2 separate regions of the Homo sapiens genome follow, and region 2 is linked to region 1. Evidence: read pairs that join two places in POLR2A ChIA-PET (ENCODE). Cell type or tissue: MCF 10A. All regions are shown on one strand. Each heading gives the region's core, and the rest is flanking DNA. Links, peaks and the distances in the headings are about the cores only.

Evidence for each region. ChIA-PET counts read pairs that join two places held together with the same protein. Peaks named below come from ENCODE experiments on the same cell type or tissue, not always from the same donor. Only the 100,000 strongest peaks of a DNase experiment are listed, where the experiment ranks them.
Region 2: POLR2A ChIA-PET joins it to region 1 with 5 read pairs; 10 of 35 experiments call an interaction of 5 or more read pairs at or near these places.

Annotation. Positions count from the first base shown.
Region 1 is chr15:75,835,025-75,839,424 of GRCh38, forward strand. No RefSeq gene overlaps it. Among named protein-coding and RNA genes, the nearest start is that of UBE2Q2, 6.2 kb to the right of the region's middle. In MCF 10A, for the core only: no CTCF peak of the experiment used is centred there; a DNase peak (open chromatin) is centred at 2,097.
Region 2 is chr15:75,926,974-75,931,373 of GRCh38, forward strand. It overlaps FBXO22 (F-box protein 22), which reads left to right. Exons shown (of 7, transcript NM_147188.3): 6 at 2,911-3,076. Among named protein-coding and RNA genes, the nearest start is that of FBXO22, 25 kb to the left of the region's middle. In MCF 10A, for the core only: CTCF peaks have their summits at 1,896 and 2,434; a DNase peak (open chromatin) is centred at 1,848.

The sequences.
Region 1 (4,400 bases), core at 275-4,274:
TGAAATAAATATTTCAAGAAAAGATTTGTGGTTTTATTTCATCCATAAATATCTCTAAAAGATAAGGACTCTCGTTTTTAAAATATGATAGTAATAACAACCTGGGCATGATAGCTCACTTGAGCATTTTGGGAGGCTGAGGCAGGAAGATTGCTTGATCCCAGGTGTGTGAGACCAGCCTGGGCAACATAGTGAGACCCTGTCTCTGCCAAAAAAATATTAGCTGGGCATGGTGACATATGCCTATAGTTCCAGCTACTTGGGAGGCTGAGGTGGGAGGATCAATTGAGCCTGGGAGGTTGAGGCTACATTGAACCATGATCACACTATAGCACTCCAGCCTGGGTGACAAAGTGAGACTCTATCTCCAAAAAAAAAAAAAAAAAAAAGTAATAGCCATACTATTGTCACATCTAAAAAAATTTAACAACAATTCCATATTATCATCAAACATTTAATGTTCAAATTTTCCAGTTGCCTCATAGCTATTTACTCTTGCCCTCACTCTGGTAACTAAATCTTGATGTGCACGCTTAATTAGTTCTCTAGGACGCATGCTTAGATTTGAAGTCACTGGGTAAAAGGTATATTATACTTAGATCTAGAAAGATCTAGATGTTCTCACTTGTACCTCTTAAACACTTGTATACTTGTTTGTAGCCTTAAACATTCCAGAAGAATGTTTTGTATAAATGTGACTGGAAGGATGAGGAGAAAATCTTTCATTTGAGGCTTTCATATGCTGATGACTGAGAGGATGTAATGCTCTGAAAGGTTCCTAGCAATTTACCACAGTAGACGCCAGGCTGATACCCCCAGCCCCCATCATCAGCATCACTGGAGTCAGGAGGGCTTCCCACTCTGGAGGAGCATCCTTCCTTCTCAGTGGCCCAGGTGATCTTCCTGAAAGTGCTGATGTCTCTCACTCAACAATCAAGACTCTATCTGTAGAAACATGGCTCTTCCCAAGAGGAAGATAAATATTCCAATCCAGTGAAGTTCCTATGCCACCCTGCCCACTCAATGCTAATTTATTTGCTATTTTATATTTATCTATAATATTTACATTAAAAATTGTAATTTATATAGAAGCAGCACTGGTGGAAACAGACAGACCTGGGTTAAAACTTTGGCTTTATCAGTTATTTATTGCATAATCTAAAGCAAATTACTTCCCTTTTCTGAAACTCAGTTATTTAGGGGCATAATGATGGTTTCCTAGGTTGCTACAAAGAAGTAGTAGTTTAGGACATAGCAGGTGTTCAACAAATATGTGTTGAACAAACAAATATTTTTAAAGAGAATTTTTTTTTTTGAGCCAGAAGAAATCTCAGAACACACCCTCTGTATTCTGGAAATGAGAAAACTAAGTTCAGAGAAAATGTGAAATTTTTTTGTTCATTCATTTAACATTTATTATGAACTGAGTATGTGTCAGGCAAGTATGTGCTGAGCACTGAGGATATAATTAGTAACATCTCGTCACTGCTCTCAAGGGGTAAGGAAGGATGGACATGGCTATATCAAGCTCTATGTGATATTATTATAAAATGATAGAATTATCTAGTGTTGTGCTATCCAATATGGTAGGCAGCAGTCACACGTGGCTACTTAAATTTAAATTAATTACAATTAAATAAAATCAAAATTCAGTTCCTCAGTGCTTGCTTAGACAGCACATATACAAAATTCAGTTCCTTAGTCACACTAACCACTTTTCAAGTGCTCAGTAACCACCTGAGGCTAGTGGCTACCATATTGTGGCAGGCATAGAACCTTTCCATCATTGCAGAAAGTTCTATTGGACAGTGGTGCTTTAGATCTTCTCCCCAGAATAACATTCATATGCATATATCCCAAATTCATACCACTTCAAGGTGTTTACATCTTGGTCTGAAAGCCCTTTATAATACAGGCAAGAGAGAAATGATGAGTGTTGCTAACTAAAACTAAAATCAAAGATAGGAGTTTTGTTATAAGCCAGAGTCCAAACTTGTGAAAATTGTAGCTTAGAAAAACTTTCTGGCTGAGTTGGCTGCAGTTGAATAATGAGTCACTTGTTCATTTCAACAGGGATGGGCTCAGTTTCCTGTGCCTCCTGGGTAGTGCTGTGGTTGTCTGGGCCTAGTGGCCACATGCTGATGTGTGCTCACTTTAGACAGGGAGAGGTCCTCACCACTTCCCTGACATTTTAGTCAAACTAGATCACTTCTCTCACAATTTACTTGCAGTCTTTCTAAGTAAGGATGTTACATGGGTTTCACCTTCAGTAGGCTATATTCACGTAACGATCATTTAGTGGGTGCTTTCTATGTCCCAGGAACCAGGCTATGTGCTACAGACATGAAGAGGATTAGGACAAGTTGTTCATAATCTCGCAGAGGAGACAAATGAGAAACCAGCTAGTCATAACAAAGGCAGAGTTAAATAAGTGCTGTAATAGACAAGGTACTGGGAAATTCAGGAAAAGGAGGGACTAAAATTCAATATAGGGGACTAGGGAAGGCTCACTGAAGGAGATGGCATTTGAACACGGCCTTAAAGAATATGTTAGACCAGAATAGCATGGAACATATAATTGGGCATTCTTCCACATTCATGTTCTTTTTTTAAAAAAATCTTTTATTTAAGGTTCAGGAGTACATGTGAAGGTGTGTTACATAGGTAAACTCATGTCATAGGGTTTATTGTACAGATTATTTCATCACCCAGGTATTAAACCCAGTACCTAATAGTTATATTTTTGGCTCCTCTTTCTCCTCCCACCCTTCACTCTCAAGTAGACCCCAGTGTCTTTTGTTCCCTTCTTTGTGTCCATGTGTTCTTATCATTTAGCTCCCACTTATAAGTGGGAACATGCGGTATTTGGTTTTCTGTTCCTGCATTAGTTTGCTAAGGATAATGGCCTCCAGCTCCATCCATGTTCCTGCAAAAGACATGATCTTGTTCTTTGTTTATGGCTGCATGCATTCAAGTTCTTGAAGTCTGAAATTCTTCCACTGTGCAGGCTGTGGCAGCTCTCATATTTCCTTTCACACTGAACCTGCTCTGTCTTCCTGGAGACTTCCAGCCTCCCAACCCATCCTAGTCTCACGGTCCTTTATGCACTTCTAGATGAGACTCCAAGATCAGAGTTTTCAAGCAGATTTTTTTTTTTTTAGTACTTCTTTGTCCTCTGGCTTCTGTTTTTATCTATCGTACTAATCCCCAATCTTGTTTTGCTGAAATTCATGTTATCCATTCAGTATGAGGTCTCTCAACAACTCTCTAGTCTAACTCAACATTTCTTTGTGTCTTCCCCAATTCTCTCCCCCAACCCTATCCTCTATGGAGGGGGCATTCCTTTCTATGAGTAACTCTTTATCCCATGTTTTCTCTTCCCTTCCAGGACCCAGTAGCATGCTTTTTCTCCTCTCTCGTATCCAGTCTTCATTGCCTGTTAATGGTTCTCTCCTTAGAGGTAGATCCAGGGTTTTCAGGGCCTAAAGCTTATTTAATCTTGGGAGTCTTCTTCTTCTTCAAAAAAAAATACAAAATTACAAATATCAAATTAAGGGGGAAAAGTTAATACTTACTTAGAAGGGGGCTGTGTAACTGCGAGGGGCCCTGAAGCTTATTTCATAGTGAGTCCATCTCTGTCTGTCCTATAATAAAAACCTAACCAAACACAAAAGCTTCCCTTTGCTTTGCTATTGCAAACCATTATTCCATTTCTCTTTCTCAACACCCTGAAACTTTTCAAGAAAGTAGACTAGGTACATTCTCTTCACTTTAACATCACTTTGACCTCATGCCCACCATGCTATTGCAATGGTTTTCTCTGAAGCACCACTGACCTTCTAATCCCTAAAGCCTATGGCCTTTTCTTGGTCCTGAACTAACTTGTCCCTTCCATAAAAATTCAACATGAGTCATCCTCTGACTTCTTCAAATGACTCTTTTCCCACTCAAGCACCAATGGTGAGCCTTCCTCAGGGTCCCTTCAACATCCCAGGTTGTCTTCCCTCCCTTGTGACTCAATGATCACACCTATGGCATGGCTTCCACCATCACCCACCTGTGTGGCTGACCCAATTATGTGTCCTTTGCTCTGACTTCCCTCATAAACTTCAAACTTAAGATACAAACTCTCTACCTACGTTCCATCAGCACACCAAATTCAACATCTTTTTCTTGATGTGTCAATGGCATCACTCCCTCCCTGCCATCTGCTCTAGAAATTTCAAAGTGTTACTTTAAACAAATTTCCCCTCTCTCCTTCTATCCTCCCGTCATTTCTAAGATCTAGCAGTTCTACTCCACACTGATTCCCTAGTGTGGTTCTTTCTACTGCCATTTCCCGTACTTCAATTTTTTTCACTCTTGACTCAGACTGATTCAAAGGCTCTTCATTGTTTGCA
Region 2 (4,400 bases), core at 299-4,298, 92 kb after region 1:
GTTACAATTGACATGTCCTTGTGTTATGGGAGGATGTACATCTTAAAGGTTTTGAGGCCAGCAAAGATTTTCCTTATGAATGATTTGTGGGAGCAGTCATCTGGAGATGCCTAAAGCCTTTTGCCTTTCCTGGTCGGGGGGAGGGGTGTGAGGCGGTAGGTCTGGCTAATGTATAATGCTCTGACACAGGGTTGTGAAGTAGCAATATTAATTTGGAGAGAGGATGGTGCTTCGCTTGACTCAGCCTCTAGGCTAAACTTTCCCTTTGGCATAAGGAGTTTGGAGGTCCTGAGATTTTTTTAAAATTTTCCTTTACATTGGGTATGTGTTTGTTAAATGAATGGGAGTGGTTGCCTTTAGAATATTCAGGTAGGATGTTTAGTGGATGTTGTAAAAGAGCATCTAGAGCTTAGAAAACAGGAGGAAAGGTTGAGATTTAGAAGTCATGAGGTTTCTAAAAGCTAAAGCCCTGAGTGTCAGGAGATGTGGGTTTTAATGTAGAGTCTGTCATTATATTGTCCTGGGGTAGTAGTCACTTCTCTGGCATTGGCAGTCCTTGTTTGTAAAATAAAACTCTAGACTTGATCTCACAGGCCTCTCCCAACTCTGAAACTTTGTTCTAAAGAAGAAAATATATTCTCTTAAAATTTCGTGGGCTAGTCTATAAGGGAAAAAAGATGCTTTAGCAATGGTTTGGGGTATATGATGTCATGAAAGTAATATTCTTTTTACTGTCCAAGTCAGTAATTTACTGTGTAGAGAATTGGAAATGGACCAGAGGCAGTTTCCCAGAATAGGTCATTATTTGGTGTTAGTAATTGGTCATTCACGCATCTGCATACCCTTTGTTTCCTTAAGTAACTCTCCTTTCTGGTAACCACCTTAGGTTTGTCAAGGTGGAAGTCATGTGGTCAAATCAAATGGAAACACAAGTGTGTTAGGTATTAGATTCATTTTCCTGTCCCCAAAGCACCCGTTTGGTAATGCTGGCAGAAGACATACATGCGGCCAACAATCATAGGAAAAAAAGCTCCACATCACTGATCATTAGAGAAATGCAAATCAAAACCACAATGAGATCGTATCCCATACTAGGCAGAATGGCTATTAAAAAGTCAAAAAATAACAGATGCTGGCAAGTTTGTGGAGAAAAAGGAACACTTATACACTGTCGGTGGGAGTGTAAATTAGTTCAGCCATTGTGGAAGATAGTGTGGTGATTCCTCAAAGACCTAAAGACAGAAATACCATTTGACCCAGCAGTCCTATTACTGGGTATATATTCAAAGGAATATAAATTATTCTGTTATAAAGACACATGCACATGTATGTTCATTGCAGCACTATTCACAGTAGCAAAGACATGGAATCAACCTGAATGCCCATCAGTGATAAACTGGATAAAGAAAATGTAGTACATATGCAGCCATAAAAAAGAATGAGATCACGTCCTTTGCAGGGACATGGATGGAGCTGGAGGCCATTATCATTAGCAAACTAACACAGAAACAGAAAACCAAATACTGCATGTTCTCATTTATAAGTGGGAGCTAAATGATGAGAATACATCGACGCAAAGAGGGGCACAACAGACACTGGGGCCTACCAGAGGGTGGAGGGTGTGAGGAAGGAGAGGATCAGGAAAAATAACTAATGGAGAATGGGCTTATTACCTGGGTGATGAAATAATCTGCACAACAAACCCCCATGACACACGTTTGCCTGTGGAACAAACCTGAACATGTATCCCTGAACTTAAAAAAAAAATCAAATTGATAGTCTATAAACAAGCTGCCAGAGGCTCCAGTGAAACCTGGGAGCTGTGGGCAGAGCAAGTAGGCTGTCTCTGTTACACTCTGCCACCTCCTAGCGGTAGCAGCTTTTAGTTCCTGTGTCACAGAATTGAACATTTTCCTGCTTTGCAAGGAACTTTCAAAGGCTAATTCGCCTTTACTCTCACCTGCTTCCGTGGAGGAGGTGAATAAAGCCTGTATTTCAGTGATGTAGTAGTTTCTTAGGCTGCTGTAACAAAGTACCCCAAATTTGGTGACATAAAACGAGAAATTTATTCTGCACAGTTCAGGAGGCCAGAAGTCTGAAATTGAGATGGCAGTAGGGGTAGTGCTACCTTGGGAGGCTGTAGGGGAGAGTCTGTTCTTTTTCTCTTCCTACCGCTCCAGTTTCTGCTTCTGTGGTCACACTGCCTTTTCTTCTCTGTCTCTCCTTTGTACATCTTTCATTATGAGGACACTGTCATTGGATTTAGAGCCCACGTGGATAGACCAGATGATTTAATCTTAAGATCCTTACTAACATAGCGAGACCCCATCTCTACCAAAAAAAAAAAAATTTTTTTTAAAGATCCTTTTTCCAAATAAGCTTACATGCATAGGTTCCAGAGGTTTGATGTGGATATACCTTTGGCATGGGCAGGGGGCACTGTTCACCACACTATAAGTGGTTAGCGCCTTTTCTCTCCTTTAAAAAATAAAAAATCTGTAAATTCTCACTGCTGCTAGCACAGCTCTGTGTAAACCAGTGTTTTTTTTTTTTTGTTCCCTACTGAGAGCCAGCTTGCACCTTGGTCTACCAAGAGTTGCTGCTCAGTACATAGCTGCTTCATTATTTGTGTTGATTGCATTATTTATTAACACAAATAGCCATTTAGTTTTTTTAATAGAAAAAATAATTAAGATTTTGCATAATGTTTGTAAAAAATGGAAAACTTGATACAGAGATCGAAGAGGATATAAAATAAGATAAAAAATAAAAAATGGAAAATTTGATAGCTTAAGCCACTAAATTGCCCTTAAGGTGGAGTGCAAGTCAGTAACATTTCATTTTGCAGCATGTATAAAATAATTTCTGTTTTAAGGCTGTCTTTAACTGTTGCTCTTCATTTCTCTGCAGGTCTTTTAGATAACCCTGAACTTCGTGTGGTCCTTGTCTTTGGTTATAATTGCTGTAAGGTGGGAGCCAGTAATTATCTGCAGCAAGTAGTCAGCACTTTCAGTGATATGAATATCATCTTGGCTGGAGGCCAGGTGGACAACCTGTCATCACTGACTTCTGAAAAGTATGTCTTGTGTGCTTCTGATTTCGTCTGTGAATGAAGGGAAATGGTCTCAGGTTTTGTCACTTTGGGGTTAACAATTTAAAAAACGTGTTTAAAGAATTATTAAGATAATAGTTCATTCCATTTTGTAGTAGACATTGGCTAAGGGGCTTACTGAACATAATTCTGCTTACGGTTGAATAATTACATTTTTATATATATTGTCCTTCAAGAACTTCCTTGAGTCACATTCTCCTTAAAATTTGACATTGCCTGTTGATCTTTCCTTTGACAGATGTGGTACTCTGTGTGACCTCAATGTGTCACCTCCTTTCTAGTTTCCTCCTTTAAAGGAAACACATGGTTAGAGTGTATCTTTATGGCAAAACTTCTCAGAGCTTCTAATATGCCCAGTGCTGTGGAAATCTGGAAGGAGAATAGCATTACCTGTGACAGTTCCCAAATGTGTTTGGTCACAAAACTTTTTTCCACAGAATGTCTTGCAAGTCGTACTGGTTTTTGGAAATTCTGTATTAGATCTTTTGAAAGGCTTTTTCAAGCTTAAAAATTGTGGATCTTTTTTGTTACTAAGGCTTTTGCTTTCAAAGATAAAAATATTTGCTCTTCTGTCTTGGGAGCCATTACTTCCTTTCCATCTTGAATGAAAATACATATCATTTTGAGTTTGAAACAATTAGGTGGACATAAATATCATTTGTTTCCAGCAGGAAAATCAGACCCTACCCCACCCTCAATGCTTGTAAACACTACTATTTGTTTCCCACTCTGTTTAATATTTGCATCCTAGAGTGGTGACATGGGGACAGACTGTTGCAGATCAGTATCTATAAGAATAATGTAAGTCATCCTAGTTATAGTCTCTCTTCTGGTTATCTCTATGAGCTAGATCTGGGAAAATAGCTAAAGTTGAGGTCCCTGGACTGCCAGGGAGGAGGAAGAGAGGAAGGCCAAGTACGTTGAATCCCAGGCAGGATATCAAACACTGGATTTTGTGCATACATACACTGAATTCTTGGTGGCTATCTAAGTTATTTCCCCTCTTGCCTAATTTTTCCTGTGTCTTTGCTATTAACTTAAATTGTGTACGGATAGGGCAATGGTGATTCAACATACAGTTTACCTTTGAAATGCAGATACCTCACTCAGACTTATAACATCTGAGGTGCTAGCTTGTAAGTGTAGCTATTTGTATATCATCTACTTTTTATACCTAATAAGAGAAACACCCCCCACCCCAATCATTACTCTTCACATGACCCATTAATTTTAATGTGGTCTTCATACTCTGTCAGTGGTTAAGAGAAACCATTGAGTAAATGAGGGC